Regions from separate parts of the Homo sapiens genome. Here region 2 is linked to region 1. A link is a loop called in an ENCODE intact Hi-C map of the cell type or tissue named here. Cell type or tissue: endothelial cell of umbilical vein. All regions are shown on one strand. Links, peaks and the distances in the headings refer to the core of each region. The heading gives the core; the rest is flanking DNA. Region 1 holds the start of MDFIC (MyoD family inhibitor domain containing). Region 2 has its middle 160 kb from the start of PPP1R3A.

The links. Hi-C counts contacts between places; a loop is a spot of excess contacts. Peaks named below come from ENCODE experiments on the same cell type or tissue, not always from the same donor. Only the 100,000 strongest peaks of a DNase experiment are listed, where the experiment ranks them.
Region 2: a loop joins it to region 1, with 4 times the contacts of the local background. A loop is called at or near these places in 11 of 110 quality-filtered maps.

Annotation. Positions count from the first base shown.
Region 1 is chr7:114,911,458-114,927,544 of GRCh38, forward strand. It overlaps MDFIC (MyoD family inhibitor domain containing), which reads left to right and starts at 10,637. Exons shown (of 5, transcript NM_001166345.3): 1 at 10,637-11,179; 2 at 11,470-11,670. The coding sequence starts at 11,577. RefSeq lists an enhancer at 4,846-4,935 and silencers at 10,577-10,716, 11,047-11,096, 11,107-11,286, 11,517-11,656. In endothelial cell of umbilical vein, for the core only: no CTCF peak of the experiment used is centred there; DNase peaks (open chromatin) are centred at 10,944 and 11,884; H3K4me3 peaks cover 1,649 bases; H3K27ac peaks cover 1,172 bases; H3K27me3 peaks cover 201 bases.
Region 2 is chr7:114,072,840-114,088,926 of GRCh38, forward strand. It overlaps a transcript of FOXP2 not described here. Among named protein-coding and RNA genes, the nearest start is that of PPP1R3A, 160 kb to the left of the region's middle. In endothelial cell of umbilical vein, for the core only: a CTCF peak has its summit at 9,258; DNase peaks (open chromatin) are centred at 9,292 and 10,122; H3K4me3 peaks cover 679 bases; H3K27me3 peaks cover 4,564 bases.

The DNA of each region.
Region 1 (16,087 bases), core at 8,088-16,087:
ATGTTAATGCAAGTGAGCCTTCTAAGAATACTGTTTTTTTTTTTTTTCTATCATGTGAATTTTTGCCAGCAACATGCAGCCAAAGGTATCTTGGACATACTTCAAATGGGTTTTTGTCTGATCACTTAAAGGGAAATTGCATGAACGGTCTCATTGTTAGGGAGTAAAGCCCTATAATAGAATACTGAGATGAACTAAAAACTTCTGGAATGTATAAATGCCCTATTTTGATACGCGTTTTAAGAAATACAACAGAGCAGCCATGAGATTTGTTCTCTGAATGTCTTGCTTCTGTCTTCTGTATCTTTGCACATGCTGCATTATTTTCCCGTCCTTTCCTTCTTTCCATGATTAACTCCTACTCAACCAGGGTGTCTTCTCCAAACCCATTTTACTTCTCAAATTCCTTTCTCTTCAGGTTGGGTTTCGTTCTGCCTCTTCCTTCCTTCCGCAGAACCTAACTCCTACCTCATAGTGTGAATCTTCCATGAAGATCTTTTTTAAGATGAAAATCTTATTTTAATCTTCTCTTTATATCTTAATCTTCTCTTTACTTGGCCCTTTCCCCTACTCTACTTTTAAGTTCTGTTAGAGCAGGGACTTTGTCTCTTATTTATTTATTTATTTATTTATTTATTTATTTTTGAGACAGAATCTCATTCTTGCCCAGGTTGGAGTGCATTGGTGCTATCTTGGCTCACTGCAACCTCTGCCTCCCAGGTTCAAGCGATTCTCCTGACTCTGCCTCTCGAGTAGCTGGGATTACAGGCACATGCCACCACACCTGGCTAATTTTTGTATTTTTAGTACAGACGGGGTTTCACCATGTTGGCCAGGCTCATCTCAAACTCCCAACCCCAAGTGATCCATCCACCTTGGCCTCCCAAAGTGCTGGGATTACAGGCATGAGCTACAGCGCCCGGTCCTTTGTCTCTAATTCTATGTGCCTCCTACACACTCTCATAGCATTCCATCATTTTCATCACTAAACGCTATTTGTGCTTATATATTTGCATGTGTGATTACTTGATTAATGTCTATCTGCCTCATGACTAAACTTTATAGAGCCAGAACACATCAGCTTTCTTTCCCATTTTATTCCAGTGTTTGCAAAGCAATGAATCTCTGTTGTTGAACAAATGTATTGCTAGGACCTAACAGGAAGTCTGGTGTACAGCAAGCACTCAATATATATCTGATGAATAATTAGATGCGAATTTCAGTTAAAGTCCAAGCTTTTTAACTTATAGAGTGGAGATGACAATACATTTAATACCAGTTACACAGAGTTATCCCAATGATAAAATTGAGTGATGTGTGGTTAAAAAAAAGTGTACATTTTAAGGGACTCTGTATATGGGAGTGATTATAATGAATGCTAAGAGATGGACTGGAGCTGCAGAGGTATTGGGACAGACATATGTCATCCTCAAAAAAAGGTTTTTTTGATGAAAGAACTGAGTTCCTTCAGGAATTCAAGAGTAAGATTGCGTTTCTTCTTGATAGGGAGAGAACAGCAAAATTTGAATACTTAACGTTAGCACACTGAGCCTAAATCGTCTCAATTTCACTGTTCCTAAAGACAAGTTGTATTGGTTTCCTGTGGCCACTGTACCAAATTACCCCCAAAATTTGTAGTTTAAAAGAACAAAATATTATTCTCCCAATCATAGAGACCAGAAGTCTGAAATTGAGGTGTTGAAAGGCCATCCTCCATCTGGAGGCCCTAGGGGAGAATCCACTCCATGACTCTTCTGATTTCTGATGGTGGGACAGCTTCTTCTGCTTGTGGCCATTTAACTCTAACCTCTGTGTCCATCTTTATGTCACCTTCTCCTCTATGTCTGTCTTCTCCTCTGTGTGTTGCTTATAAGGATAGTTGCCATTGAAATTAGGGCCTACCTGGATAATCCAGGAGTATCTCTTCATCTCACAATATTTACCTTAATTACATCTGCAAAGACTCTTTACCCAAACAGGTAACATTCACGGGTTCTGAGTATTAGGACATGGACATATCTTTTAATGAGCCACCATTCAGCTCACTACAACAGTCTATACAGATTGAGTATCCCTTATTCAAAATGTTTGGGACCAAAAAGATTTTGAATTTTGGATTTTTTCAGATATTGGAATATTTGCATATACATCATGGATATCTTGGGGCTGGGACCTGAGTCTTAATATGAAATTCATTTATGTTTTATAAAGACCTCATACATGTAGCCTGAAGAGAATTTTATATAATAATTTTAATAATATATGTGACCTGTCACATGAGCTCAGGTGTGAAATTTTCCACTGTGGTGTCATGTCGGTTCTTTGGATTTTGGAGCATTTTGGATTTCAAATTTTTGGATTAGGGATGCTCAACCTGGGAGAGCTTAGGTAAAACAAACAAACAAACAAACAAAAACCTCACCTTTGTATAGATTTGCTGTTTCAACCAAAATTTTCCAGTGCTGCTGATCTTAAACACAGCCAAACTAAGTAGTCCCTTCTACCTAATTTTAGGTATTTTAGGGATATGTGTAAGGTACTCCTCCCCCAGTATATATCCCTACAACATCTTCATTTCTTCTGATAATTTTATTACATTGCCTGATAATCTATCAATACAAATTCATGTAACACTTTTATTATGATGATGATTATTTTTGGCAGTGATGGTGGTAGCAGTAGTAGTAAAAGTTGTCATAATGATGGTCATAGTCATTATTTTGAAGCCCTAGAGCAGAGTTGAGTTAATCAGCACCTTGGTATATGGTACATTACCTTCACTGGTCTGTGCAAGGCCTCCCTTTTTATGCCTATGTTTGTCTGCATGTATTTATTTGTTCTCCCTAATTCCCAGTCTCAATTCTCTTCTTTGTCTCCTCATAGGTTAGCATTCTCAGATGTTTATGTACGTCCTTGTTTGTGTGTGTTCTTATAAAATGTGCTCTGTTTTCCCTGCACGTATTTTTAGTTATTAATTGGTTCTGAACAAAAATTACATTTTGCTTCTTACATGTTTCACTAAGTATCATTTTTAGATCTATTTTGTTTCTACATGTGTTTATCATCTGTTCCTTCTAATAGCTACACAATACCCCATGCTCTTCGTCTACATAATCAACTTTCTGATTTCCAAAGGATGGCTGCCTAGGTTGACTTCAGCTCCCTGCTATACAAATAGTGTGGCAAGAAATAACCTGTCTATGTCTCCTTGTGGTCCTAAGTTCATTTTTGAGGGTCTGTGAAGATAGAGACGTAACTGTTGGGGGTAGAATTAAGAAGATCATGAGTTATTCATATACTTGTATTTAACATGTAAAATCAAATTTATTCCGTATAATGCTTGGCCCAGATTTGCACACTGTCTAAAGTTGAGAACCTATGGTAACAAGAAAAGAATATAGAGCTGCAAGTGCCGGGGTGACAGATGGGCTGTTCGAAGTAGGAGAGAGAAGAAGGATGGGAGGTGGAAGGATATTCAGGAAACCTTCACTTTTTCCCGGAGTTCATTATAGGTCCCATGCTTGGGTGAACAATATACAGTCATGCATAGCTTAATTGATGGGGGTATGTCCTGAGACATGTGTCACTGGTTGATTTCATTGTTGTGTGAGCATCATAGAGTGTACTTCAACAAACCTAGATGATATAGCCTACTACACCCTTAGGTGGTATGGTATAGTCTACTGTTCCTGGGCTATAAACCTGTACAACAGGCCAGGCATGGTGGCTCACGCCTGTAATCCCAGCACTTTGGGAGGCTGAGGCAGGTGGATCACGAGGTCAAGGGTTCAAGACCAGCCTGGCCAAGGTGGTGAAACCCCGTCTCTACTAAAAATACAAAAATTAGCTGGGCGTGGTGGCAGACATCTGTAATCTTAGCTACTTGGGAGGCTGAGGCAGGGAGTTGCTTGAATCTGGGAGGCAGAGGTTGCAGTGAGCCGAGATCATGCCACTGCACTCCAACCTGGGGGACTGAGCAAGACTCCATCAAAAAAAAAAAAAAAAAAAAAAAAAGAGAAACAAAGAAACCTGTACAACATGCTACTCTACTGAGAACTGTGGGCTATTGTAACACAATGGTAAGTATCTGTATATCTAAACAAAAAAAAAAGGTAGAGTAAAAATATGGCGTAAAAGATAAAAAACGGTATGCCTGCATAAGGCAGCTCTGTTACAATCTTATGGGACCACTGTCATATATGCCATCCATTGTTGATTGAAACATTGTTATATTGCTCATGACTGTAGTTTTGTTGCAATCCTGCTTTTTAGATTTAGCATGTATTTCTTAATACAAAATTTGGAGAAATACGGGCACTGATTCAAATGTCACAGTTGATATTTTCTTTCTTTATCTGAGAATTTAAATGAGTTTAGGGGTTATAGTAACAAAAGAATCCTCATCTTCTACACCATTTTAAACATTTTTGTCATGATCATCATGCTAACATTATTTTCAACTGCAGTTTCAGCAGATCAGTCATTATTTTCAGGAGCTCCTTGTATTTAAAATTTTCCACAATTTTCATTCTCCTGGTATATCTAGGTTCAGTTTCTAAGTATGAAGCAAATGTCTACTTATTGTCTACTGCATATGTTATGGCCATTTTCATTTCTGTCTTCAGTCATGTTGCTTTTATCTGACAAGTACCACTGTATGCCTTAACATCTCCCTCCCTTCCTTTAAAACACAAGAAGGAAAGTACAGTGACAGCAAGGAGAGACCCTGAAGGCCAGTGCCCCAGGCCAGAGAAGTCAGCCAACTGAAAGGGACACTAACTGAGACCTTGGAGAGGACTAATTCAGCAACAAGAGATTTTATGCCTGGTTCTTTGGTTACCCATTCACAACAGAAAATCTTTGGAACTTCAAAATATAACAACAGGCATGACCTTACTTCGCCATCACTTAGAAATGATGGATTCATTTACGTGCATTATCCAGATAGCTGGAGCAAGAAGCCTGGATGACAAGAAATTTAGGCTCCTAAGACTGGCTCTGTAATTAATCCACGAACTGACCTTTGCCAAGTCATTTAACTTCTCTGGGGCTTTCACATTTCTTTGTCTTTGTAAGTGTTATTTCCATCTGGAATTCCCTAACTTCTTTGACAGGCAAATTTACTCATCGACAATACTCAGTTTGGTATTATCGTCTTTCTGAAATGTACCCTGACTCTCCCCACCTACGCCTGAGCTGAGTTAGGTAAGTGCTACTTCCTTTTTGCTCCTGCAGTATGGTAAGTGTTTGTGACTGTTCTGCTGCTACATTGCTGCCTTCTTCTGCCTCTGGCCTTATAGACTATGAACTCCCAGAAGACTAAAACAGTATTTCTTCTATACTTGAAACTCTAGTGTCTGGCATGTGGTTTGACATGTAGTAAATGTTCAACATATGTTTGTTGAACCTAGTAAGTAAACTTTATGTCTTTGTATTTTTCTATATGTTAAATGAAGGAGTTGGGTAAGACTGGTGATTTTTAAACTTTTAAAAAGCGGAAGAACCAGTTGTTTCAGTTAAAATTTAAGAGAAGGACTAATACATTATGGAGAAAAGGAAGAAAGTGCTCTACTCTAAGAGCAGGGTTCCAGAAACCTGCGCACCTGACCTTCCCTGCACCTGATTGCACCTGACACAGTACTAGGAGGTGGAGGAATGCGATCCATACAGCTTGGCCTGGAATTGTGATTGCTAATTTCCCTTGCAGCTGTAAAATTGTCATTCTGTGGAATTTACTCTTTCAAGTAGCAACCTTTTTTTAAAGGAATTTTTGAACATGTTTGAAAGAGTTTTTCCTGGAATGTAAAAAGATTGACCCGACCCCCTAAAAACAGAATATAGCACTCACATAACTAACTGACTCTTTCCTTAATGACTCAGGCTCATTAGGAACATTGACTATTTCACGAAGCTGAATTCACAAAGGCGTTGTTACAACATGTTTATTTTCCTGTATCTTCCTTGTCTGTCAGCTGTCATCTCTCCTGCTGTCAGTTTTTCTGACCTAATAGCTCCCTTAGCTAATCCCTTCTCCTCAATCTTCCTGCGCCCTAAGTTTTCTTCTTCTAAAACAATGTGAGCTGAAACAGTAGAAAATAAAGTTTGATTAGAGGTGTGTATTCACAAAAGAACAAGTAGGATTTGAGAAGGATTATGTCTTTTGTGTTGGCAGTTTCTGAACATCATGAAGGTTATTTTAGGTATTTAGTATGTTGCTGTTATTTCCTGGTTTCTAGGTCATTGGGTTTGGGGATTGCCAAAGTGCTGCTTCTAACATAAATTAGGTAAATATATTTTCCAGAAAAACTATCCTTGATATAATCTGGGAATGACTCCTTAAAGGATTCAAAGCATTTAAAAAGTTTTTTTTCTAAACAAAGAAACAAAGTATTTGAATGTGAACCTTTAATGTATGTTTACTTATAAATCATACCCAAGTACTTTTGTAAGAATGTGCAATACACTGTATAAAAACATACTCAAAAGTAGAAATTAAAAATTATAACATAAAAACATATATAAATGCTCACTCTGATATTTTCTGCCCACATTTCAGTAGATTGTCTTATGCATCCCTTGGAATGCCCTTACAATTACACACCCCAGTTGTAGACCTCTGGTTTAGATATCTGTGTATGGGGATTAATTTTGACTTTACTAGGCAAATAAGCCTCTGCCCAAGTGAAAACTAATTTAGCTGCTTTTCAAGACATCAAATCAAATTTCTTTATCTCCAGAGCCTAATATGTGGCCTAGCATATAGTAGATGCACAATAAATGTTTGATGAATGTTTAATGAATGAATGATGAAGATTAAGTAGTCCATAAGGATGCTTTATAAACTCTTTTAATTAGTTCTTTATTTTATTTGCTTAGCTCATGTCAGACCTCTTTCACAATGTGTTCACATATTATTATATCATCATTAGTGTACACATCACTAGGCAGGAATGGTTGTAAGGCACACAAGAATTTCAAAGGCAAGGGGCTTTGATCCGGGGCTAGGACATTGAGTTCCACCGGCAGGCTGATACCCCTAAAGAATTTCCACCTACGCAGATTAAGATAGCTTAAGACATGGCAAAATCTAGCTTAATAAAGACAACCCAGGGGGATCTGGGGTAGCAAGTGGGACACTGACAGTAGTAGTACTTAAACAGTAGTGGTTCTCCAAGCCAAGCTGATAATGGTATTATGTCACTGGGAAGGATGTGGAGAAAAGGAGAGAGGCCAGTAAGGATACACGTGGATTGAGTTCCAAGGCACAGCTGCGTCTCAGGGCTTCTGCTTTTACTCTGCACACTTGCCTTGGACATTCTTATAACCTGCTAGTCAGCAAAGTACCATGTATATGCTTATAATCCAGTCCCATGTCCAGCAGCCTATGCAGGACAGTTCCAATTAGCTGTCTCACACATGCTGCATCATTTGCATGATTAGCTCAGCAGCTTTCCCCAAAACTGGCCTCTCCTGAATGTTTTCATCTCTGTAGGTCATACCACCACCATCAACCTGGATGCAGAAAGCTGGTAGTTGCTCTCGATTCCTCTAGCTTCCTCATCCTTTATCCCTATCTACTTGGCTCCATTCCTTCTGCCAGCCATCAGCCCTGGCCTCCAAATTGGACTCCCTAGATCCACTCTCAGTCCTCCAAACAATTTTACGCATAATACCAGAGTGGCTTTTATAAACAGTAATTTAGAAAATATGTCTCCCCCTGCTATAGTCTGAATGTTTGTAGTCCCCCAACATTCATATGTTGAATCTTAATCACCAAGGTGATGGTATTAAAAGGTGGAGCCTTGGGAAACACTTGTATGTCTTTTTTTTTTTTTTTTTTTTTTTAAGAGACAGGGTCTTGCTCTGTTGCCGAAGCTGGAGTGCAGTGGCCCACATAGCTCACAGTAACCTCCAACTCTTGGGATTAAGTGATCCTCCCGCTTCAGCCTCTAGAGTGGCTGGCTACAGGAGTATGCCACTATGCCCTGCTAATTTTTTAAAAACAATTTTGTAGAGATGGGGTCTTTCTATGTTGCCCAGGCTGGTCCTAGAGTGCTGGCCTCAAAAGATCTCCCTGCCTCAGTGTGAGCCACCACACCTGGCCTCTTGTGTCTTTTTGTAAGGACATTAATTCCATTCATGAGGGCTCCACTCTTATGACCTAACTACCTCCCAAAGGCCCCACTTACTAACACCATGACATTAGGGGCTAAGATTTTAGCATATGAATTTTGGGGAAACACAAACTTTCAGTTCGTGACACTGAGTGAAAGAATGAGAGATGAACGTACTGGAGTGCTTGTCAGTAAACAAATGAAGCAATCAGAACAAGCAAGTGCAGCCAGGGATGTGGGAAATGGGAGGCGTGAGGGACACTCAGGAGCCCACACTTAACTTCTGGCATATCAGACACCAGGTTAATGGCATTAAGACCACTTCTAGGTCCTCCAGAAGGAAGACCTGAGTTACCTAGGGATGCAGGATAGCCTGGAAGAGAGACAGACCTGAGTTCTAATCCTGAAGGTACAATCCTGGCAATTTACTTATAGGGCCGATGGAAGAATTCATTGAGATCATTTGCGTCAGGTGCATGGCATGACAAACTGGTATTTTGATATGACCCTTTTGATACAGTCATTATGCCATGCTCAGCTTTACCCATCAAGATGCTTCCGTGTATAATAGTAATAATAGTTGATACTTTTGAACACCTTTTCCCTTGAGAGTCTTCCAAATTTTATAGGAAAACTACCTTACTTAGTGCTCAAAAAGAAACTCTATGAAGAATTTCATTCTCATATTATGAGGCAACCAAGGTATAGAGTGGGTGACTAACTGTCCAAAGTCACACAGCTGAATGAGGTACAGTATTTGACAACCTTGGTGATGCTACCCTACAGCTTCTCATTTGCTCCTAATGTTATTTTAATTTTATGTCTTCTCCATTAAAGATTTTAAAATTTAATTTAAGGAATATCTATGGAATCACCCACCACGTGTGCAATATTAAGGACTGTGTGAAATTAAATGAACAAATACTTATCATTGATTATGACTTTCTAGAAGAAAGCTGTAACTTCTTTATATTATTGGACTTTAACATCTTTGTGAGAGAATTTTAAAAATAGGGCAAGGAATGATACAGGGATAAAACAGAATTTTCCAGAGCAGGTAAACAACTCCTTTGAGTGCAGATGATGCTGCAGTGAACTCTGAGACGTCCTAAATGTTTGTTCTCTAGTGGTGATGAAGTCATCTTCAGAACTGATCTGCTTCCATCAGACAAATTCCAAACAGTCCAGGCTCCTAGATAAGTTTTCAAGAGAGGTAATGCACTTGATTTCATACCATTTCTGAAATCTCCAAGTGAAAAAAAAATGTTAGTTATGTGTAATGGGGCAAAATGTCATTTGTCTTTTTGGGGAGAATGGTCTGAATGACTGTCATCAGCAACTTTGAAGGCTGTTTTTTTTTTTTTTTTTTTTTTTTTAAATGGAGTCTTGCTCTTGTCGCCCAGGCTGGAGTGCAATGGCACAATTTCTTCTCACTGCAACCTTTGCCTCCTGTGTTCAAGCGATTCTCCTGCTTCAGCCTCCCAGTAGCTAGAATTACTGGCGCCCGCCACAATGCTCAGCTAATATTTGTATTTTTAGTAGAGATTGGGTTTCACCATGTTGGCCAGGCTGGTCTCGAACTCTTGACCTCAGGTGATCCACCTGCCTCGGCCTCCCAAAGTGCTGGGATTACAGGCGTGAGCCACCGCTCCCGGCCGAAGGCTGGCTTTTTTACCATCATTGAAATCAAGTTAGAATGCACTGTCTCTTCATAGGTAACAAGTAAATCTTTGTAATCAATTGGAATAAATTCCAATGAGCTTTTTGAAAAAATGAAATTTCTGGGATATTATTAATGATGCACATAGAAAGACAGTGAATCCAATGCACATTTTCTTCAGTTTTGATAACGTTACTGTGATTCCTCGCTTGTCCAAAAGAATCGAAGAATGAGTTCGTTCTAGCTTTCTACAAATGAATTCTGCATTTCATTCACAATGAAATAAAAGAGCAAAAGTTATCTGAGTATACCACTAAAGTACTATATATCTGTAAATTACTTTACACTTGCTATCCTCGGCTCATCAGATTAAGCTACAATCAGAATGTCTCATTTATAAACGGAAAGTTGATCAGCTTTTTACTTCCGACCACAAGTTTATCTCCCCTCAGATACCACTGATCCAGTGAGGCATTTAGCTTGCCATAGGCCAGGCTGGGGCCAGTACCACGGCATCCGCAAGGGTGCCAACCTTGTTTGCCTGGATGCCTCCAGCAGATTCGCGCAAACTGCAACTGGTTTTACATCAGGAATACTGTTTGACCAAAGAGTAATTTAGGAGCCAGAGATGAAGTGAGTAAACGTTCAACCGAGGGGTCAAGGTTTCAAACGCACACGTTCTCTATCCCACCAGGAAAGTTCGATACTGTAACAGTGTTTTCGTTTTTCCTTGTCCACCCTAAAGGTTTTCGTCAGGATATTCCCAAAGCCTCCGTCGGTCTGGGGGCAGGAGTAGGGAGAAGGGATGAGGTGACTTTTTGGGCGGGGTGGGGGGAACGTCTGGGCAGCCAGGGACCTGCCCATTCACTCCCCTTTCCCAGCCCCGGGAGGGCGCAGCGCCCGGGTGGGGAGCCCGAGCCAGCCCAGGCCGGCTCTGGCCTCCTGACCCAGACAGCGCAGGGCGCGAGGGATCGCGCGGCCGAGCCCGGGTCGCGCCGCTCCCAGCATCGGGGCCGCTAGCCAAGAGTTCGAGGCCTTCCCGATCCGGATGTGATGAAAAAGAGCAACAGAGGGAGAAGTGTTTCAGGATTGTAGGAGTGGAAGAGGGGAAAGAGAGGCAGAGAGGGGGAAGGCCCCCTCGCAGGGGAGCCGGCTGGAGTGAGCTGGCTGGAAAGAGGGGGCGGAGTGCGCGGAGTCAGAGCCGCCACCGCTGCCGCAGTTGCCGCCACTGCGGCGTCTGGGCTGAGCCGGAGGGAGGCGGGAGGACGCGCAGGGGCGGCCGCCGCCGTCGTCAGGCCACCGGGGCGAAAATGCGGCCGCTGCCGGAGGCTCGCTAACTTTCCGGGGCGGAAGAGGAGGAGGAGGAGGAGGAAGGGGCTTGGAGCGACTACGGGGGGATGCGGAGGTAGGTAGTGGTCTCCGGGCGGGGAAGAGGAGGGGTTTGATCCCCATCCCCGGGGTTCTCCCAAACCCGATCTCTCTTTCCAGCCCCTCCCCGCTGGGTCCACCTCGGACCCCTGGGACCCCGCCGCTGTCAACTTGCGCTGTAACAGTTTTCTTCGCAAGTTTCAAATCAAAACTTCCCCGGGGTGGAGTTTGAGGGAGGGAAGTGGAGGGGGAGGGAACGTCCCGCAGGGGTGGTGTGCTCTTCTCTAAAAACATTTTTTTTTTTAATTTTGTATATTTTTCCGCCAGAAGCAGTCAGTTCCCTGCACCCAGCACCTCACAGCCCTTCCTCCGTGCGCCCTGCCGGGCGGCGAGCTAGGCGGCAGCGGCGCGGCGCGGGCTCGGCGGAGCGGCCCATGTCCGGCGCGGGCGAAGCCCTCGCTCCCGGGCCCGTGGGGCCGCAGCGCGTGGCCGAGGCGGGCGGCGGCCAGCTGGGCTCCACAGCCCAGGGTGAGTGCGCGCTTGCAAGTGGCAAGCTTCTTTGTCATTGTTGCATTTTTCAGTTTGCTCACAAGTGCACAGATAGGGGTGGGGGGAGTGCTGTGAGGAGGGGCTCCCACTCGTAGTTGAGAACTTTTGCACAGTTCGCGTTACTCAGGCAAGTTCTTCAGGATCCTTGCCCTAGATCAACAACCGGGTAAGAGGGCGGGAACCGTTGGTCCCTCCACTCCCCCTTCCTTTGGTTGCGAAGAAACAGGATGACAGGATTGCTTCTTTCTTAAGCATATGCATGTTTGGGCCTAAGACTCAATGTGTAGGTTCTGAAGCGCTTCTCCTCTAGGTCTCTTCAGCAGATCCAGGACTGCCGCAGCTCTCTGAACAAGCGTGCACTTACTCCATTTCATCTTTCTGTTTCTTGTTGGCTCCTCTACCACCCGGTTGATAATTCAGGTTTCTGTGACCAGTAGCTTTGGAATGGCTTATGCTTGTTTTCAATAACTGGTTTGTTTTGAAATAAATAAACAAGGTTTATAAGAAACACTTTCCAAGAATGAATTAGCTTCTTTGTGTTCTTCCAAAGTGTAAACACACACAGCCTATAAAATACTCTTGTGTCTGGGAAACTTCCATAACAAGCTTCTAAACGAGTTGAACCTTTCTTCTCTTGAAGGCAATATACTTTAGGTTTCCATTGGTGACAGAGAGGAAGGTTCTTAAACTTCTAATGCATTTTACTCTAAGGATGGTTTTGAGCTAAAGAATTCTGTCACTGATATATCAGAACTAAGTAATTTTTCCAGTGCTCAAAAACCTAGCATATACCCCTGATTTTAGGCATAAACTGATAGCTTTATTTCCCACTTGTACTAATGTAGTGAATCTTAGGGATTTTTTTTAAGGCAGCAAAAATTGGAGAAGGAGTTAACTTTCAAGCTGCAATAGGTAAAAGCAGAAAACATCTTGGTTAAATTAAAATGTTCTGGCACCCAGGGCTGTTAAACTGAATTACATTTATCATTATTTTTTGCCTCTAAATGAGTGACTCAGCTTTCTAAACAGAAAATAAAAATGATTAACTGCAGAAAATCAGAGAACTAGAATGATAAACATATGTTTTCTGAGAAGCAGCCCGTGTTCTCCACCTTGTATTGTCAGCACAATCATTTTCCTGTCATTAGGCATGCCCTTAGTAGTCATATCGACTCATTGATGGGCTGTTTATGCTCACACTTGAGCTGCTAATCACAATTGTTAAACCAGGCTTATGTCAAAAATCAACATCAAACACCCAAGGAAAATAATTTGACCTGGAAATAGCTAATATCTACAATATCCAACTTTAATAGTTTGCATTTCTAAAATCATCTGGGAGAATGTGCAGTGGTACTTAATGTACCTGTGCATTAGGATGCTGGATGGTGTCATGTGATCTGAACTTAAGAACCCGAAAATCTAGAGTGGCCTGAAGTACATTTGTTGGGTACAACACACGTTATCAGTGTAGAAACTCTTGGGTTATATTTTACCTGAAAATTGCCTTAGCTTTAGCAACATAGTTATACATTTTTATTATTATTAGTTTAACTTTGATCCAAAACTTTCTTTAAATAGGGATCAGTTTAATTTAAATATAAAGTTGATTTTTAAAAAGAGAGTCTGCAGAATCTTGTTAAAATATGATGTCTTAAACAGGCAGATGTCATAAGGTGTATTTAAAGAAAGAAATTCTTGGAGCAAATGGTTAGAGGAAAGCTTCAAGGGAAGCTTGGTTAGGTTGGTTTTATTGATAAAGACATTTGTGAAGAAGCTTTGCTCGAAGGCCACTCTACTCTTAAGCCTTTTCTCAAGTTCTTTTATCCTCTTGCTTCTGTCCTTGGATTCTTTATCATCCTTTCTGAAGAATAGCTTAATAATTCTACGGTAGGATATGGCTGCTTAGTTAACAGAAACCTAATTTTTAAATTCTTTATATTAAAGTCAGTAAGAAAAGTGGAATTTTAAATACAAATTAACAGAAAAAAATATTATTTCAGGAACATGAAGGATATGATCAAGTCTACCCCTGCAAAGTTAAATATATATATATAGGTAAATAATGACATTACAAGCTCTACATTTATTACTATACTATATTGTGATGAGCTATCCATACTGTTAACCAAAGGCATGAAACATTACAGTTGAAAGTAATTTTGGGGATTCTCTAATCTGAACTCCACATCAAGTCTAAAATTCAATTCTACATCCTTTTAGGTGTTTTGTTAAAAACCTGTAGTGAAGCCCATTCTAGTATTAGCATTAAGAATTAGAAAGGTTGTCCATATTAAGAGCATACTCTTCCTCCTTAAAGTTTCTACCTTTTTGTTGTGGTTCTGCAAGGCTTTCTATTGTTTTGAAAGCATTAAAAAGCATTACAAATCTTTCCCATGTGTTTTGAAAATAGTTACAGAGCAGGGACATAAGCTTACATGCTCCAGGCTGTAAGAGGGAACCAGGATAGATGTCAGACAGTATGGAGCAATGGGGATTTTGGGGAACTGGAGAGCTCATGGGCCAGGAAACAACATTCCTCAGTTTTAGCTAATTGTTGCCATGTGGGTTAGTATCTTCAGATATTTCAAGTGATACTGGAAATCCAGATTTTTATGTATCATCTCTCCATTTTTAAGAGTTTGCAACTAATTAAACACCAATTTTGTGCAGGCCAAACAAAACAACCACAACTGTAGGCTGGATATGGCCTCTGAGCAGCTAATTTGTGATCTCTCATACAGAAAATAGAAAGTAAACATGTAATTTAAAGCTATATTCTTATTTGTTACTACCTTGTGAAATATTGATTTACTTTCTCATGCAAAGTACTTGTATACATGTCTTGATAGGTGAAAAGCCATTTCAGTTATACTTTATTTTAAGAGATAATGGATCTTGTTTGTGTGGTCCCTGTAATTGCCATTTGTCCTGGTTTGATTAAACATTTTAAAATTCGTGTTATGGAACCACATTGAAAATGTAAGTATTTGCCCTTTGGTGCAATAGTTACTAGAACTCCTATAATCCAAAGAGCCTTTGAATTAAGTGCTTCTTTCATAAGTATGGGATTTGTAACTAGAGGGGTCTTTAGAAATAATTTAATCCAACCCGCTCATTTTTTAAATAAGGGAAAGGATGTCCAAAGAATTTAAGTGACTTGCCCAAGGTCTCATACACAGTCAGTAGCAAGAAATCAGGGTAGAAGCACAAATTATAACATAAATTGTATGTCATTGTGATAAATGCAGTTGAAGTAGAGAATCAGTTCAACTTTTTTATAGGGCTGGATGCATTGACAATAGGCTTGGGATATTGTGAATCACTTGAGCTTGTTCCCATCCCTGTATCTTTCCCCCAACCCCCCAAGACATTGCATTTGTCAAGACGTAGATCGTTGGACTCTGAGTGCTAGAATATATTTTAATGTGATAATGTGTGATTTAATGCACTCTTCTCTCTTGGGAGAGTCCTCTTGAGACTATTAGGCGGACTTTTCTTAGCAGGATGCAAAATGCCAGTGAAGTTAATTAAAAATAATCTAAAATAGAAGCTGGGGAGAAAATCAAGTTGAAATTACATAAGAAGAGCTTTGATTTAGAAGCTTAGCTGAGTTGTCAGTAGTTTATAGAGGCTAATCAGATTTTCTTTTTGGGAAGCCAGTTTATTTCAATGTATATAATGTATACTTGTACATATCTGTATTCTTCTATTTTTATCATATTATTTTATCCTTTTGATTAAGGATGGCATTTCACAAAATGTGTCATCTTTGAACAGCTTCTAATCCTGGTTCTCTACTGGGGACAATTTTGCTCTTCAGGACACATTTGGCAATATCTACAGGCATGTTTGGTGGTCGTAATGGGGGTGCTACTAGCATCTAGTGAGTGGAGATCAGGGACACTCCTGAACATTTTGTAATGCATAGGATAGGACAACCTTTACAAGAAAGAATCACCAGTAATGTTGAGATTGAGAAACTGCTATCCTTGAGGCAACTGACGTTTTTGGTTTCATCCCAGACTTATAGAATTAGGATCTCTGGATGTAAGAGCCAAGAATCTGCATTTTAATCAAGCTCCAGGTGCTCCTTAACTCTAGTTGAGAATCATTGTTTTATGGGCTTTAATCTCTAAAAGGATATGTTATAGTGATAGACTTTTAAAAACAGTCCTTTTTTTTTTTTTTGGAGGGAAAGACTTCAGAAAGCTTTTTAAAAGTTCACCTTTTCAAGTTCCAAAATTTAAATTGTTATCACTCCATGTAAACTCTCTAATAATCCTCTCTAAGATTTTTTGTCATACGCTTCAATTCATCCTCAAAATACTGCTGCATAGTCATCCTCAAAAAAGCTTATTTATTTTCATAATTATATGCACTATAATACAAATAT
Region 2 (16,087 bases), core at 4,385-12,384, 840 kb before region 1:
TATGGTTGATAACAAAGGTATATGTCTAACAATAAATGTAACTGATTATCCTACATTTTTACTTCAAGATTATCCCCTCCTGCCAGGGAGTTCTCCAAAAGGCACTGTAGAAGTGGCAAGATAAGGAAACTTAAGCATCCACTGCAAAGGAAACCTAAACATCCACATCTCTCTACGATGTTCTCAAGGAAGCACTCCCCAACATTCTGCCATAGAAGAGAACAGGACTTCTGGTCCTGTTCTGGTCCTAATGAACAGGTGCTCATTAGATGTTTTCTCTTCCAGCTGTGTCAGCTGCTAATGGTAAAAGAATCCCTCCTTAGCACCAAATCACTGATGAACTTGATGACTGTAGAATTAAGGACTTCCCTCAGGTAGTCAGTATAAAGTTCAAGGTGGCTACTAAGCAAGGTAAGAATCTCATGCTCTACCCAAAGCCAATACTGAGGAGGCAATGAAAAAGCAAAATCACCTAGGAAAAGGCTGGCCCCAGACCCTCTTGTAGAGGGATCAAGAGTTAGCACTAGTTTATAAACCTTTAGAAAGAAATAACAAAGGGTTGACAAGAAGTCCAGGTTTGCCTGGGGGAGTGGAGGCAGGAACAGCAATCTTCCATGAAATAAGTGTTCCAGCTCCAGTTTAGGCAATACATTTCCAGAAATAATCTGCTCAATATGTAATCAAGAAAAGTTCTGAGGACACTTACTTTGAAATGCAAGAAATTTGGGAAAGAGTTTAGGTAGGCAGCCATCTCTGGACTCTGTTTCCCAACTACTTTTAATGAAAAGACTCCAAGAAATATCACTTCATAACAAAAATCCATACCCAAATTCTTCCTTTGGGAAGAATCTTGGATTAGGGGACCTTTAAGCTCTTATCTAACCCAAAGATTATGATTCTAAGCTATTAAATATTGACAGACAAATAATGTGGACTCAATAAATATTTGCTGAAATGAATCAAACTGAATTGAATTCAGGAAGTAAAAGGGTTTATGTTTTATGACTATAGTTTATCTAATTCTCACAGTCAAACAGCTGTTCGAACTTCCTTTCCTTTGAAAGTCTTACATATGCTCACCACATTTCCCTGCTAAAATCTGCAAGGTAGAGCTCATCTTACTAATCACATTTTAGAGGTCAAATTGCCTTCAATGTTTCATTTTTGCGTGTCCTTTTCCCAATAGCATTATGTCCCAACATAGAGTTTTCATATCCTTTATCTAAAAATAAATTACCTGAACTTGATTGCATATAGGATCATGGACTAATGAACATGGATTTTTGCTTAACAGATACCCGATTTTTTCTAGCAAGGGTACTTTATGATTTATGATCCTTAATGACCTAGTTATTTGAAAAAACCATAGAGGGTATCAATGAGTTTTCTTCAATTGGTTAAAATATCATACATTTCTTTCACTAGTTCAGACATCTTTGTCTTTGATCCTGATTCACAGAATTTAGTGAGGAGGTGGAAAAGAGAATTGTTACAGAAGATGAATCAACAACATGATGGACAAAGGATCATAGAAGTAATAAAAAGAATTTTTTTAACTTCAAAAAAAAAGTCAGAAAATGTAAGACTCTTTGGCTACGGAAATGAAATCGCGCTTTAGCAGAAATTTATCTAATGCACATCATATATTCTTATGACAGGAACTATATTTATGATCATAAAAGCACTAATAATATTCTGTATAATAGTCTTGAAGTAAACTCAACAATGTACTTGCCATTCATAGTTACCCTATGAATATTATCAAAATAACTAAATAATGTGCTCACATTGTATATTCCTGTTATGGAAATTATTTTATATGCCTATTTAACTTTACTAGTTTGTTTAAATCACAAGACAATCTTGCTATTATTAAAATTGATTACATAATCAATATGATCAGGATCCATAAATGGCTTTCTATGGCTTTCCACGACTTAAACTTTTCAAAAAATTATCTAGGCATAAAATTATTTTTTGTTTTTATAATATATTATGAAGACAGAAGCATATTTATTAACAGATTAGGCAACCCATTGTCTTAGTATGTTTATTGTAATTTGAGTTTAAAAATTTATTGATTTGTTAATTTTTGCTAAACTAATTTAGAACTTGCCTTGACATTCTCCATTGAACTACTGTAACTGTGCTATAACCTAATTAGAAAAATCTCAGGAGACAATGATTGTTTCTTATGTTTAAATATGAACTAGGAAAGTAGTCTTTCTCAGTTTATAGATTGTTTTTACTCATTTACCTAAGACAAGACTGACAGTTATCCTGTCAAGGTAATCAAAGCCTAAAATGTTTTTTTCTATATTATTTTTTTGATAGACATATATAGGAAGTTGACAAGTAAAAATGGATTATATAGCAAGCCCAAAACTTGGAATGCATTTTTTCAGAAACAATGTTGTAAATGGTATTCAAATACCCTGCTAGTTAATGAAATGTACTTATCATATGTAGAAACGCTATTTGCTTATATTACAGAATGTGCAATACCACTCTTTTCAGTAAATAAAATAAAAAGTAAAGACTGAAATGTAATTTTATCTTTAATGTTTGTACTACGCTTAAGATAAATCCAGTTTTACTAGAGGATATTGATTGGAGGTAATTCTAAAAGAAACCTGAAATTCTACAACTTAAATATAACTTTTCTTATCATGGTTGCTTTCGCTATCTATTGCTGTGTAACAACTAACCTCAAATTTATCAGCTTTAAATCAACAAATATTTATTAGTTCATAGTTTCAAGGGTCAGGTATCCAGGAATGGCTTACCTGAGTCGTTCTTGCCCAGATTCTCTCTTGAGGTTATTAAGCTGTTAGCCAGGGCTCCAGACATCTCAAGAAGATTCAGCTGGGAAAGAAGGGTCTGCTTCCAAGTTCAGTCACATGGTTGTTGGGAGATCTCAATTCTTCTCTGGCTATTGGCCAGATAGTATAATACTATACTTCCTTACCATAAAAGTCTCTCTAGAGGGCTGCTTAAAACACAGCAGCTTGGCAGATAAAGTGATAGAGAGAGAGATCCAGAGACCTAAATGAAAGCCACCATCTTTCATAACTTAAACTCAGAAGTGCCATACTGTCACCTAGGCCTTATATTATTAGCCACAATAACAGAGCCTGGAACTATTGTGCCTGGAATTGGTGGGTTCTTGGTCTCACTGACGTCAAGAATGAAGCCGCGGACCCTCGCGGTGAGTGTTACAGTTCTTAAAGGCTGCGTGTCCGGAGTTTGTTCCTTCTGATGTTCAGATGTGTTCGGAGTTTCTTCCTTCTGGTGGGTTCGTGGTCTCCCTGGCTCAGGAGTGAAGCTGCAGACCTTCGCAGTGAGCGTTACAGCTCTTTAGGCGGCGCGTCTGGAGTTGTTCGTTCTTCTCGGTGGGCTCATGGTCTTGCTGGCTTCAGGAGTGAAGCTGCAGACCTTCAGGGTGAGTGTTACAGCTCATAAAGGCAGTGTGGACCCAAAGAGTGAGCAGTAGCAAGATTTATTGTAAAGAGCGAGAGAACAAAGCTTCCACACCGTGGAAGGGGACCCCAGCAAGTTGCCACTGCTGGTTGGGGCAGCCTGCTTTTATTCTCTTATCTGGCCCCACCCACATCCTGCGGATTGGTAGAGCCGAGTGGTCTGTTTTGACAGGGCACTGATCGGTGTGTTTACAATCCCTGAGCTAGACACAAAGGTTCTCCACGTCCCCACCAGATTAGCTAGATACAGAGTGTGGACATAAAGGTTCTCCAAGGCCCCACCAGAGTAGCTAGATACAGAGTGTCGATTGGTGCATTCACAAACCCTGAGCTAGACACAGGGTACTGATTGGTGTGTTTACAAACCTTGAGCTAGATACAGAGTGCCGATTGGTGTATTTACAATCCCTGAGCTAGATATAAAGGTTCTCCAAGGTCCCACCAGACTCAGGAGCCCAGCTGGCTTCTCCCAGTGGATACGGCACCGGGGCTGTAGGTGGAGCTGCCTGCCAGTCCCGCGCCGTGTGCCCGCACTCCTCAGCCCTTGGGTGGTCGATAGGACTGGGCGCCGTGGAGCAGGAAGCGGCGCTCGTCGGGGAGGCTCTGGCCGCACAGGAGCCCACGGAGGGGGTGGGAGGCTCAGGCATGGCGGTCCCGAGCCCTGCCCGCCGGGAAGGCAGCTAAGGCCCGGCGAGAAATCAAGCGCAGCGCCGGTGGGCTGGCACTGCTGGGGGACCCAGTACACCCTCCGCAGCCGCTGACCTGAGTGCTAAGCCCCTCATTGCCCCGGGCCGGCAGGGCCGGCTGGCTGCTCCGAGTGCGGGGCCCGCCAAGCCCAGGCCCACCGGAACTCCAGCTGGCCCGCAAGCGCCGCGCGCAGCCCCGGTTCCCGCTCGCGCCTCTCCCTCCACACCTCCCTGCAAGCTGAGGGAGCCGGCTCCGGCCTTGGCCAGCCCAGAAAGGGGCTCCCACAGGGCAGCCGTGGGCTGAAGGGCTCCTCAAGTGCCCCCAAAGTGGGAGCCCAGGCAGAGGAGGCGCCGAGAGCGACGGAGGGCTGTGAGGACTGCCAGCACGCTGTCACCTCTCACTGTGTGGGAGAGGACTACACAAGGGTGTGAATATGGGGATAAATGCAGACTATCTTGAAGGGTGATATCACAATGGCATATTTCTTTCTGGTCTTCTTTTGGTACATTTTTATATGCTATTGTTCCACCAAATAATGTAACAAAAGCGTTTTGTCATTAAAACATCCCGTAAATATTATTTTAGTACCAAGCTTATATAGTGTTGACCTTTTATATTTCTCCCAAATATGTACTATTATAAATAATTCTATGATAAACAGCATTTGCATGAAGCTTTTCTGTTTCTATTTCAGATTACTTCTTTTGGATTGCAATCTAGCTTTGGGACTAATTTTAACAGCCTTAACACAAGTTGAGAAACTGCCTTCTAATTGTATCAATTTAACTTCCAGAGGAGCGTAAGAGTGTTTCACTGCTTCCTTATCCAGGGACTTTCAAAGACTTAAAAGTTAATAACACTAGTTTTTTTGTTTGTTTGCTTTTTGCTTTTTTAAATGTTCATGTTGTTTTCATTTCTTAATTTCTTACATGAGTAGCTCTGCTCTTAAACATAGCAACTATGATGTGTGAGTGTGTGTATGTGTGTGTGTACTTGGAAGAGCATGGAAGAGAAAAGATGATTATTGAGAAATGCTGAGTTAAATGAAAAAGAATGAGAAAAAGAGAAGGAATTTTGAGGGAAAATAATTTATAACTGAGAAAGTATTGCTAAGTCTATGTTTATATACTGAGGTGGGAGTGATGAAAAAGAAGAGGCGTAGAAGGAAACTGGTATGCACCTTGATGAAACAGAAAAAGGTGGTTAGGGCCAGGCGCGGTGGCTCATGCCTGTAATCCCAGCACTTTGGGAGGCTGAGGCAGGCTGATCACCTTAGGTCAGGAGTTTGAGACCAGCCTGGCCAACATGGTGAAACTCCATCTCTTCCAAAAATACAAAATTAGCTGGGCGTGGTGGTACGCCTGTAATCCCAGCTACTCAGGAGGCTGAGGCAGGAGAATCGCTTGAACCCGGGAGGCAGAGGTTACAGTGAGCAGAGGTCACACCATTGCACTCCAGCCTGGACTAGAGTGAGCCCCTATCTTGAAAAAAAAAAAAAAAGAAAGAAAAGAAAGAAAAAGGTGGTTGGAGGAAGAAAGAGACTGGGGAGTCCAATTTCCTGTGATTGTCTCCCGGGAATATGATGGCCCAGGATAACTTGCTTACTTTACTTGAGAGTTAGAGAAATACTGAGAGGAAAACGTGTGAATTAACTGAGAACATTTATGTTCTTTTACTTTCATTCAGTTTTTAAATTTTCTTTCACTTTCTTTCAGTTCCTATTATAAAACTATTTTCCTGTGGTAAAATAATGACAAATTAAAAATAATCTTTTTATAAAAGTGCATCTGTGTAAGAGTAACATAAATTAAGGGATTAACGGAGTCCCTCTTCATAGTTGTTAAACCCACCATTGTATTTGATATTATCATATTTTTACCCCAACTTCATGCTTTTGTCAAAAGAGTATAAATTTTCTGAGGCAAGTATTTGGCGAAGTGTATATTTTTAGTCAAAAGATACATTGTTAGATTTAATTTTTTAAGTGATTATCAGAAACAAAAAAATAGGACTGTGTTATTTTCTTACTGTAGCCTTAAGAAATGTTTTCTCTGGTCTTACAGTGTCCTGCGTAAACCTCTATGTTATAGTTTATTGAATTAATCTACTTATAATATCTTATTTCCTTCATTAGAATGTGAGGTTTGGGTATGGACCTAATCCTACATATCTTTAATTCCCTGAATACCTACCACAGTGCTTAATATATAAATATTTGTTGAGCCATTAAGTAATGCAGTTGGGAATTTGAATGCCAGATTTAATATACCTTTATAGCTATCTGCTAAGTTATTTAATATGAAAATCATCAGTTATAACTATTTTAGCCAGATGTTTGGATAGCAAAGCAGATATATGGATTTGCTAAAAATGATACACAGTAAAAAAATATATCTGACAATGTTTACAGTATTTTACATATAAAATATATTTGTCTGGGGCATGATTTTCATTCATTCATTCATTCATGCCAAAAAAGACTATTAAATATCTCATATTTGCTAGACATCTTTGTTGCACCAGACTGAAAATTTAAGATTTGACTCCATTGACCGTAGGGAACCTTTGCCTGATTCTAAGGGACATGTGTTTTAGATGCGTCTTAGAAAGCAATGAGGAGGATGAACTGGAACAAAGAGAGACTGGAAGTAGGAAAGGTGATTAGACAGCAATCAAGAGTGACCACATAAAAAATTATAAAGACTTGAGGTAAGGTAATAACCATAAGGACAGATGGAAGAGGACGATGGAAAAAATAATAGGTAACAATGAACAAGGACTAATGCTGCTTGGATTTGAGAAGATGGAGGAGTTGGCACATATGACTTGCATTGCTTCAGCTTTAGGGACTGGGTGAATTAAGGTACCATTAACTATTAACCAGGTGGCATAAAAAGCAGCTGGCCAAGGAGAAAAGAGAGCAAATTGGTACCATTGCACAATCCAGATGGAACTATCAATAAGCAATTGAATACATTGATCTGGAGCGCATGAGAGAAATATCTGTGGAAAAATTTGAGTTGTTATTGTGAGGGTGGTGACAAAGATCATGGCAGAGAGAAGAAAAAGGAGGAGGAGGAAAATAGAGGGAAATACAGAAGGAGAATGAGAAGGAGAAGAAGGGGAAGGAAAACAGGATAAATGACTGAATCTTTTTATGATTTGTTACAATTATAACTTCTGTGTGTTCTATGGGTAAACTACTATGATTATAGGAGCCATATGGTTATTAAAACAAAATAAAAATCTGCACTGATGCAAATCTTGATATAGTCCTTTTTTTGCTCATAGCTTTTAAAAAATCAAAGTTATATTTTGCCTCATAGCCTCATGTTAGCCTTTATTTCTTAAAACTGTAGTGAAGGTAAGCTGCTGATGAGATTATGGGTTTCTCCTATGAGTCCCTGAAGAAAATTAACCCTGAAAAACATCATAAACTGTGGTTTGTTTTAACACCTCTTGCCATCAGCTTTTCTATGATGAACACTTGCAATGAACCTCTTTACACTATCGAAGAAACCTTGTAAAGTCTAATTGACTTTCAAGAGAAACGAGTCATCAGAATTTTTTTCTCCTGTGTATTACAGTGGACATGACATGACAGTTAACATCTTCAATACTGTAATAAAATCCAAGGCTATTGCCATCACTGAGCCACATCAGTTTTGATGGATGTGAAGAAACTGTAAAGACATAGAGATGTATGGCAAAAAAAAAAAAAAAGAAAGAAAGAAAAAAAAAACATTTTCTGGAGTAACAGGAACCTGATTATATGTTTAGAAACACAAAATAGTTCAAAAGCTAGTGGAGTTTTACCAACTAACTAGCTGTGTGGGCTTCCTCCATGCCTGGGCTTTGCTTAATGATATTTAAAATGAGGAGATTGGACTAGAATATCTTGACGTTTCCTTCAGTTATAAAATTTCATAGTAATTCAGAAACATACCATGTCTAAGATTAATTTCATGTTAGAAACATTAACAGACAAAGAGCTCTTGCATCAGGAAATTCCACATATTTGAATCAATGTGTAAGAAGAAATTTAACTTTGCTTTCTCTTATATAGACTATGTCTCAGAAAAATGTAAGATCTATTAAATTGAACCATATTAAATTGTCATTTGTGTTGTTCAAAGTTGGTCAAATAGAGACAAATTTATATGATTCAAGTTAACATCATTATTTTTAGTTGATGTGTTACTAACATACACAAGCGATTAGACTTTATTTTCATTGATTTTTATTTTCTGGAAAATAGAAATTTGGTAATCAAGTCCTTAACACAGAAAGGGGTACAACATTCTAGTGAAATATTTTAAGATCCTTAGAAATATAATATCAATACTATGCCATTGGAGGATTGGAGGGTTGTGAAAAACAAACAAGCAAACAAAAAACGGAGTCTTCACTGCTTGATGGAGGCTTTTGATTCAGTATTGGAATTCTTTATCCAGTAGTTATCCCCTTTCTATATTCATTTGGATAAAGCTTTCCTGGGTATAGAACCCACTTAGCCTGCAAGATTCCATCCCAGAGCAATTGATCTTTGTCTCTCCACCAAGATCAACTAAAACTGGAACCTAGTATTAACTGCCTTTCAATCAAAGTTTTAGGACACTCAGAGCCAACCTCTTAGCAGTGATATGCTGTGGTTACGTTTTTTCAAGATTAGATATATACCTACTAACAATGAACTAGGCTACATTAGAGAGAGAATTAAGTGTATTGTTCACTGGAGGATATGGGTAGCCCCTGTTGTTGAGTCTCCATGGTTCCTGCCAGCAGCCTAGGAGAAGCTAGGGGCAGGGCAGCGGAAATCTGCAGGCCCATAGCTGATTCCAAAGGGCTTTATGTGAAGGCTGGCAGATGTGGAGAATTTTTTTAATCTTCTGAAGATGAGAGAACCCGGGTAGAAGTGTGGGTTTATGAACAAATATTTATTGCTTCAGGGTCCAGGTAAATTCAGGGTATATGCTATAAAAACACAAATGAAAAATATAGTCTGTGACTTTTTTAAAAAAAGTTGGGAGAGCTCATTAGGATTTATTATAGGTCCCAAATTTTGTAGTCCCTAAGCTTAACGACAGATGGTGGTGTAACTCCACCAATTTCACAATATCTCCATTCAGTCTGATGTAACATAGATTACCCTTGATTTGACTTCGGTGAAATTAGAATTTTCTCTTTTCCCTAAATGTGTCAGGGAGGAGAATGGGGAAAAGTCGTCTAAAAGGAGTCTGCTTATTTGCTCATCTTCAGAAAACTGTAGTGGATGTGAAAACACAGGAAACTGATATGTGACTGTTTTTTCTGTGTGAAAGGAAAAATACCTTGCATTTAAGACTTTAGTTACAGGCTATTTGAAGTGAGTAGCACAATTTTGAAGATGTTATTTATAACAGGAAAAAATAGTAATTTAAAAACACCCCCTTTCCTTTCTCCCAGCGATTTCTCCAAGTCAGTTGAAATTTAAGTACAAGTCACAATTACAGAGATAAAACGGCTCTGAAAGAGAAAAATGTAGTTGTTGTTTGAAAGTGTTGGAAAAAACAGACTTAAGTGTGTGAAAAATTATATTTTTATAAAAAATAACTGAAAATCAAAGAGGTTCACTGGGAGAAGCAGTAAACTAACATTTCTAATTTGTCATTCGCGTGCGTCGCTTTCCTTCATCTTGGCTATACTTCCTCTCATCTGCGGTGTTTTATTTCGCGCAAGATGCGCTGACAGAGGCCATTTCAAACGAATTTATCTTTCACTAGGACCGTACTAGAGCAGTGTCTCGAATTTTGTTGATTTGTGGTTTCGTCGTAAAATAAACTTGAAATCAAATAAACTTTCGTGAGGAAGCTTTGATGTCCACTTGGTGAAACTCCTCATTCACCCAGTTGAGCCGTTGAACTTTCTTCTGGAACCTCTTTAAATGACTTTTGCCGATCCACGTGCTGCAAAGAAGACCTGAACCGTGCCTATGACCCTGCGCGGCGACTACAGGGACAGAATTTGGCTTTCCTTCTCTTTCCAATATGCAGCGTTTCGTTTAAAGGCTGCCTCGATCCAGTGGGCTGACCAGTGACTTGTGCAAAAGAAAACTATTCGATCGCTGTTTGCCCTTTCAGCGTTTTCCTCGGCTGCGGAAACCCGGTTTTCCTATTATTATACTTCAACTTTTTTTGGAGTCAGCTAGCACAGAGCGCTAAACCCCGGCCAGTTCCAGCAGCAGCCGAGGCGAACAAAGCCTGCAGTGTTCGGGGCCATGCTGGGGCGGGAGTGGTGGACGAGTTCAAGGAATTGCAAATAAATATATTTTATGACCACCCATCAACAAACTACGTGCCACCGTGGCGGCCCCTGGTAGCCGGGCCGTGTCTGCAGTGTGGCCAGGGGCGGGGGCTGAAAAGGAGGCGGCCGGAGAGGCGAAGCGAGCTGCGAGCCCCGGGCCTGAACTTTCACCTCTCGAACCCGGGCCCAGCCCATTGGCTGCAGCCGAGGGGTCCACCGAGGGCAGCGGCTCCTGACAGGACCTGTTTTCCCAACTCCCTGGACAGCTTCCCTGCGGGATGGGTTGGTGGCCCGGGGCATGGCAGCAGGCGAGGAGGAGATAATGGGGGCGAAGTTGAGCGGGGGCACTTGGGAGCTGCGGGCTCAGTTTCACTGAGAAAAAGGCCCCGGAAGGGTACGCGTCCACTCTATAAATATATACTCCTCCGACTGAGATGTCCTTTCGCACCTCTTGGCTATCTGTACTCTCCAGAAAGGAACGTTAGAGGCTGCGAATTTCACCAAAACGTTTCTTTGTGTACAGAAAAGTGAAAGGCTAACTAAACTCGTTCCTCTCCAAGTCTTGAGACCCTAACCCTCCTTCTCCTCGTTGGGAACTTGATCTTCCAAGTGGCCCTAGCTCTTTTACAATAAACCTTTCCCGCTCACTTACTCGGTACACCTGGAGAGAAAAGGGAAGTCAGTGGGGTCGATGTACGCGGGGGAAGAAGAAGAAAAAGAAGTGAGAAGCTGTCCACCTTTTGATTGTTCTATTCCCTTCATTTATAACCCCCCTGGAAAGGTACATCCCCAGTTTTCCAAGGATTTCCACGTCGTTTACTCTTCTTTTTTCCAAAATAGTTTCAAGTTTATTCAGAATCCGTTTTTATTGAGGTTTCCTAGTGAAGCATAAACGCAGATTACTTAACATAAAATTATCCCCACCTTTCAAAAGGGCGAGGTAGGGCCATTTGGGGCTGGCGTTTTCTAATGATAATGACTGTTCCTCCTTCTGTCTCTGCTCCCACTTTTAAAAGATTCGGATTATTTGTCCACTGTTCAGCCTGCATTTCAAAATAGACGATTTAAAAAAGAGTGAGAACACAGTCTGTAGGCACAGCACTTGAGGACTGCCGGAGTTGAAAAGCTCAGGGAAAGAACCGCAATTCAAAGTCCAACTCTACCTCGTTCCTCTTCCTCCTGGCAGGGGCCATCTTCCCAGGGCCAGCCCCATGGCTTTTTGACTTAATTGGTTTCACTAAAAAAACCCTGACGGTGTGTTTACCGACGTGGGTGCCAGGGCTGCTTCCTCCCTGGGAGAGCCGCGGGTTCTGAAGGAAAGGGTTGGTGCCAAGTGTGTGTGTGAGCTCGCGACTGCCCTTTAGAGAAAGGGCGCGCTGCTCTTTCAGGAAAGGAAAGATTCAAAGGCACAAGTTAGTGCGGTTCGCCCGTCTCCCCAACCACCACCACCCCTCCCTCTTCTGCCACCGGAGGGGTTCAAGTTGGCCGTTCTTTCCCCAGGGAGGAGGGCCGGGAAGCAGCCGGGGGCCAGGCTCTGTTCACCACGGCCTATTGGCCGCAGCTATTTGGAGGAAAGTTTCAGCGCCTCTCGGAACGCCACGCTTTGCGACTGACTTGCGAGCAAAGCAGCGGGCTCAGTCTGCGGCGCGCGGAAAAGGCGGCCGGCGAAGAGTCGCCCGGCCCGCGGGCAGGGGAGGGACCGGAGGGAGACGGCGGGGAGGGAGCGCTGGCCCCCCTCTGGGCTGGGGCTCCGGAGGAAGCCCCTCGCCAAGATTCCGGTCGTGCGTCCCCTCCGGGGCCCGCTCTCTCCTCCCTCGGCCTTTCCCCTGTCACCGCCCTGGGTCCCAAGCAGGCCGCCCAGCCGGGTCACACCCGGTGGATAGAAGCCGGGACCCAGGGCTGGCGGCTGGGCCCGTGCATCCCCCACGCGGGCGCCTCGGCTTTGAAGTGCGCGCGGAGCAGGCTCTGACCGTTTCTTCTTTCCTTTCTTTCCGGTTACTTTTGCTCCCCTCAGTCACTGATAGGACCCTTCCCGAAAACCTCAGACTCTCTAAGTCCCAGCTTGGCGGCCCCTTCCTTCCAAGCCGCGCCCCGGTGACCTGGGCTGCGCGACCACGAGGAAGCCCGAGAACTCCTTGGCCCAAGTGAGACAGGAACCAGGGCAACAATGAAGAGAAAGACACTCGGCCTCTCTCCACCCCAGGCCGCAGAGGCGCACACCGTGAAAAGAAAGGCCAATCAGCGCTTTAACGCACGCTCGGGTCTCCCTTTCCGACTACCATGTACTTTTAACTCCCTGCCACCGAGGGCTTTGGATCCCTTCGAGGCTTTCTGCACTTCAAGTGGAATCCCCTGTTTCATTTGCCAGCAGCTCCGTCTGCTGAGAGGACGTACTTTGGGGACTGCCAAGAAGCAGCAGACACAACTCGGCTTTGCCAATACAGCATACGGTTTTGTTCTCGCCTCCCTCCCCACCCCCTTCCCTGACTCGCCGTCTGGGGCGAGCTGGAGAAGGCGGAGCAGGAGGTGGGGAGAAGGGTGGGGGTGGGGGAAGGTCTGGCGTAGCACAAACAAGTTCTCCAGCGGGTTGTTTACATAGCAGGTGGACCTGACGTCAGCCAGGAGGCTCCGCTGCAAATCCGAACAATATTCTTCCCCGCGTTTCCCCCTCCTTAAAGAAGTTAGGGAACGGGGGGAGATAGGTGGACGGGGGAGAAAGGCATCCTAACCAGCTGGTTCCAAACCTATCAACAACAACAACGACAATAACAACGCAAAGTAAAACAAAACAAACAAGTGGTCCGGCGGTACTTCAGAATCCTCTGCGGCGTCCTGTCCCCCACCCCGCCCCTCCGAGGAGAGGCAGCCCCGCGAGCAGTGTGTGTACAGTTCGCATTGCCAACAACACGCGCGCGCGGCCGGGTGCGCGCGCCTGCCAGCGCACATTCACACACACAGACACACAGACACACACACACACACACACACACACACAGATCCGGGTGGGGGGAGCGGCTGCGCGAGACAGCGCGAGCCTCCGAGAAAGCGCGAGACACGCCGGCGCGTGCAGCTCCGCGGCCGCCGCTTCGCCCTAGCTCTAGCCCCGCGCCACCCGCAGCCCGCCCGCGAACGCCCGCCCCGGTTATTTATGCGGCGGCCGCGTCCGCTGGCTGCGGCTTCCTCGGCCCCCCCCCTCCCCGGGCGCGCCCCCCACTCGCGGCAGCAGCTGCCCGGACTCGCGCGTGGGTGTGTTGTTTGGGGGCTTCTGCCTCGCCGCCGCGGGTGCCACCTCCCGGGACGCTGCCCACGGCGTCCCCGGTCGCGGTAAGTTTCTTGGCCCTCACTCTGGCGCGCTACACCTCCGCACCCCACCCTGTCCCAGCCACCTCCACGCTGGGCCGAGCTGCGACTTTACTCTGCTCCGCGCTCCTCCCGCGGTGGCGACAAAGTTTCGCCCCAAAGGCAGCGCCCTGCTTGCCGGGGCGAGTGTGACATGTGTCAAATTTGGGCTCGGCGTTGGGGTCGCATTCCGGACCCAGCATCACCACTTGTTGTTCTCTTTCATTTTGCTTTGTGATGGGGGAAAAAGGGGTGGAGAGGGGAGATTTGCTGTTGGCTCACGGATGATTTTTAGTTTGGATAATGCAAAATGTTGCTTCGTCCGGAGAGACCTCGGCTGGAGGAGAATGTGTGTCGAAACACCAGATGTGTGTTTGTTTACTCTCTTCTTTTTAATTGTTTGTTGTCTTTTCCCCTTCCTCCCCGCACCCCCACCCCCAACCTCGGGAGGAGAAACAACAGTAAAAACATCTGGCGGTTAGAAGCACACACTTTATTGATCCAACTGCTGACCTTTATTTACTCAGTTGGGCAAGTGCACGCTTCTCGCGTCTAAGTTGGGCACTTCAGCGTTCATCTCAGAAGTACTTCTCCAGGAAGGAGAGAGATGGAAAGGGGACACTCCTGTTTCTGGAGTCAAGAAACTCCTGGGCCCTACTGACGCTTCGGGATAACCGTGCACAGGGATGACTGCTGCCTTGATCGCGTTCCTTTCCCTGTCCACGCGTTAGCACGACCGGCTTCCCCCGGTGTCTGGCCTGGTTTTACTTTTATTCCGCTTTAGAGAGGTCGCCTGGCTGTTTGTGGGTGGGTTTGGGGTGAAATCGCACCTCGCGGCACTTGGTGAGGGGACGTGGGAGGAGCGCAGACACCTTTCGGTGATAGGGAGGGCTTCTCACTTGGCTGTTACCTGGAAGTCCACAGTGGCCCCGGCGGGCAGGCGGGCGGGCAGAGCGCGGGTCCGAACGCCCTTCGCGCTCGCGGCGGCGCACGTGCGGCGGCGGCGGCGGCGCCGGCGGCGCGGGCGGGACCCACTGGGTGGCCGCGCGCGCCACCCGCGCGTTTTCTGCGCGCCTCTGCCCACCCGCGAGGCCGCAACGCGCCCTGACACCCGACCTCAGTGTGGACCCTCACTTGCTGTGGGTGTTGGGGCCTCTCTAGAGCAGGGAGGAAAAGTTACCCTCACTATTCTCAGACTCTGGAATCTCTTAGGTAAGTCTCTTAGGGCACCTGGCGCATGGGGTGACGCTTTGATTAGAAGGAACGTGAGGGGAAGAACGGGTGCAAGTCTGGGGATTGGAAAGCGGAGCCAGTGCGCGTTTTGCACAGGGATGAGTCAAGAGAGGTCGACCTGGCCACCGCTTGGGACGCTCCGCAGAATCCGGAATCCCCAAAGACCTAGACCCATGTGTGTATTTGTTTATTCAGCTTTTTAACCAACAGATTTAAACCACTTAATAGCTGCTATCTGTAAGGCTCCTGTTCCCCCCATCTAACCCCCCCTCCACACACATACACACTTTTTTTTTTCCCCACCACATATTAAAATCCAGTAAGTTTCTTGATCTTGAGGATTATTCCTGGAGTACTCTTCGCTCCCTGGTGGGCAGGCTTTGGCCATGCAAGGTGCGCTAGGTGGCCTGGGTGAGTTCTCAGAGGAGGATGGAGGGGGAAAGGGTACGAAGGACCTGTGGGAGTGTGTAAGGTGTGTGCATATGTAGTCATCGTGGATCAGGAGTGCTTAAAGAGCTACCTCCCAACATGTCCAGAGTCTACTTGGAAGAATACTTAAGTAGTAGCAGGTAAGCCCAAGGGAGAAAGTGACGCCCTGTTGTCAAGCAGCTGAAGTGGACGTTTTCCAACTGGAAGTACTGGGAGAGATTTACTTTTAGAAAACAAAAGTTTGCCTGTAAGGCATATCTTTGCAGGCTCTCCTAACTCAAATAGTTTGTTTAGTCAGCAGCAGAGGCAAGAGAGATGTGTTTAATAGCAAGTCTGTGTTAGAGGTCAAAACTGAAGTAAAGATGAGCTTTCAGTTATTTTCATCTTCAAGTTTGCATTGTGGCATACCTTGGGAAATGTTTTATGTTGTCAAGGGGACTGTTTATCTTTTCTGTCACTATGAGTTATGGATCAGTATATTCCCAGTGTACTGGAATTTTTAAATGTAGTGTTTGTTTAATGTTGTTAAACACAATTAATTTACAATTTTGATTTATTTGTATCTATATTAAAAGAGTGGGTATAAAATTATATAAACTGTGATCGTTAGGGTCATACAATTTCATATCAGTTTTAGA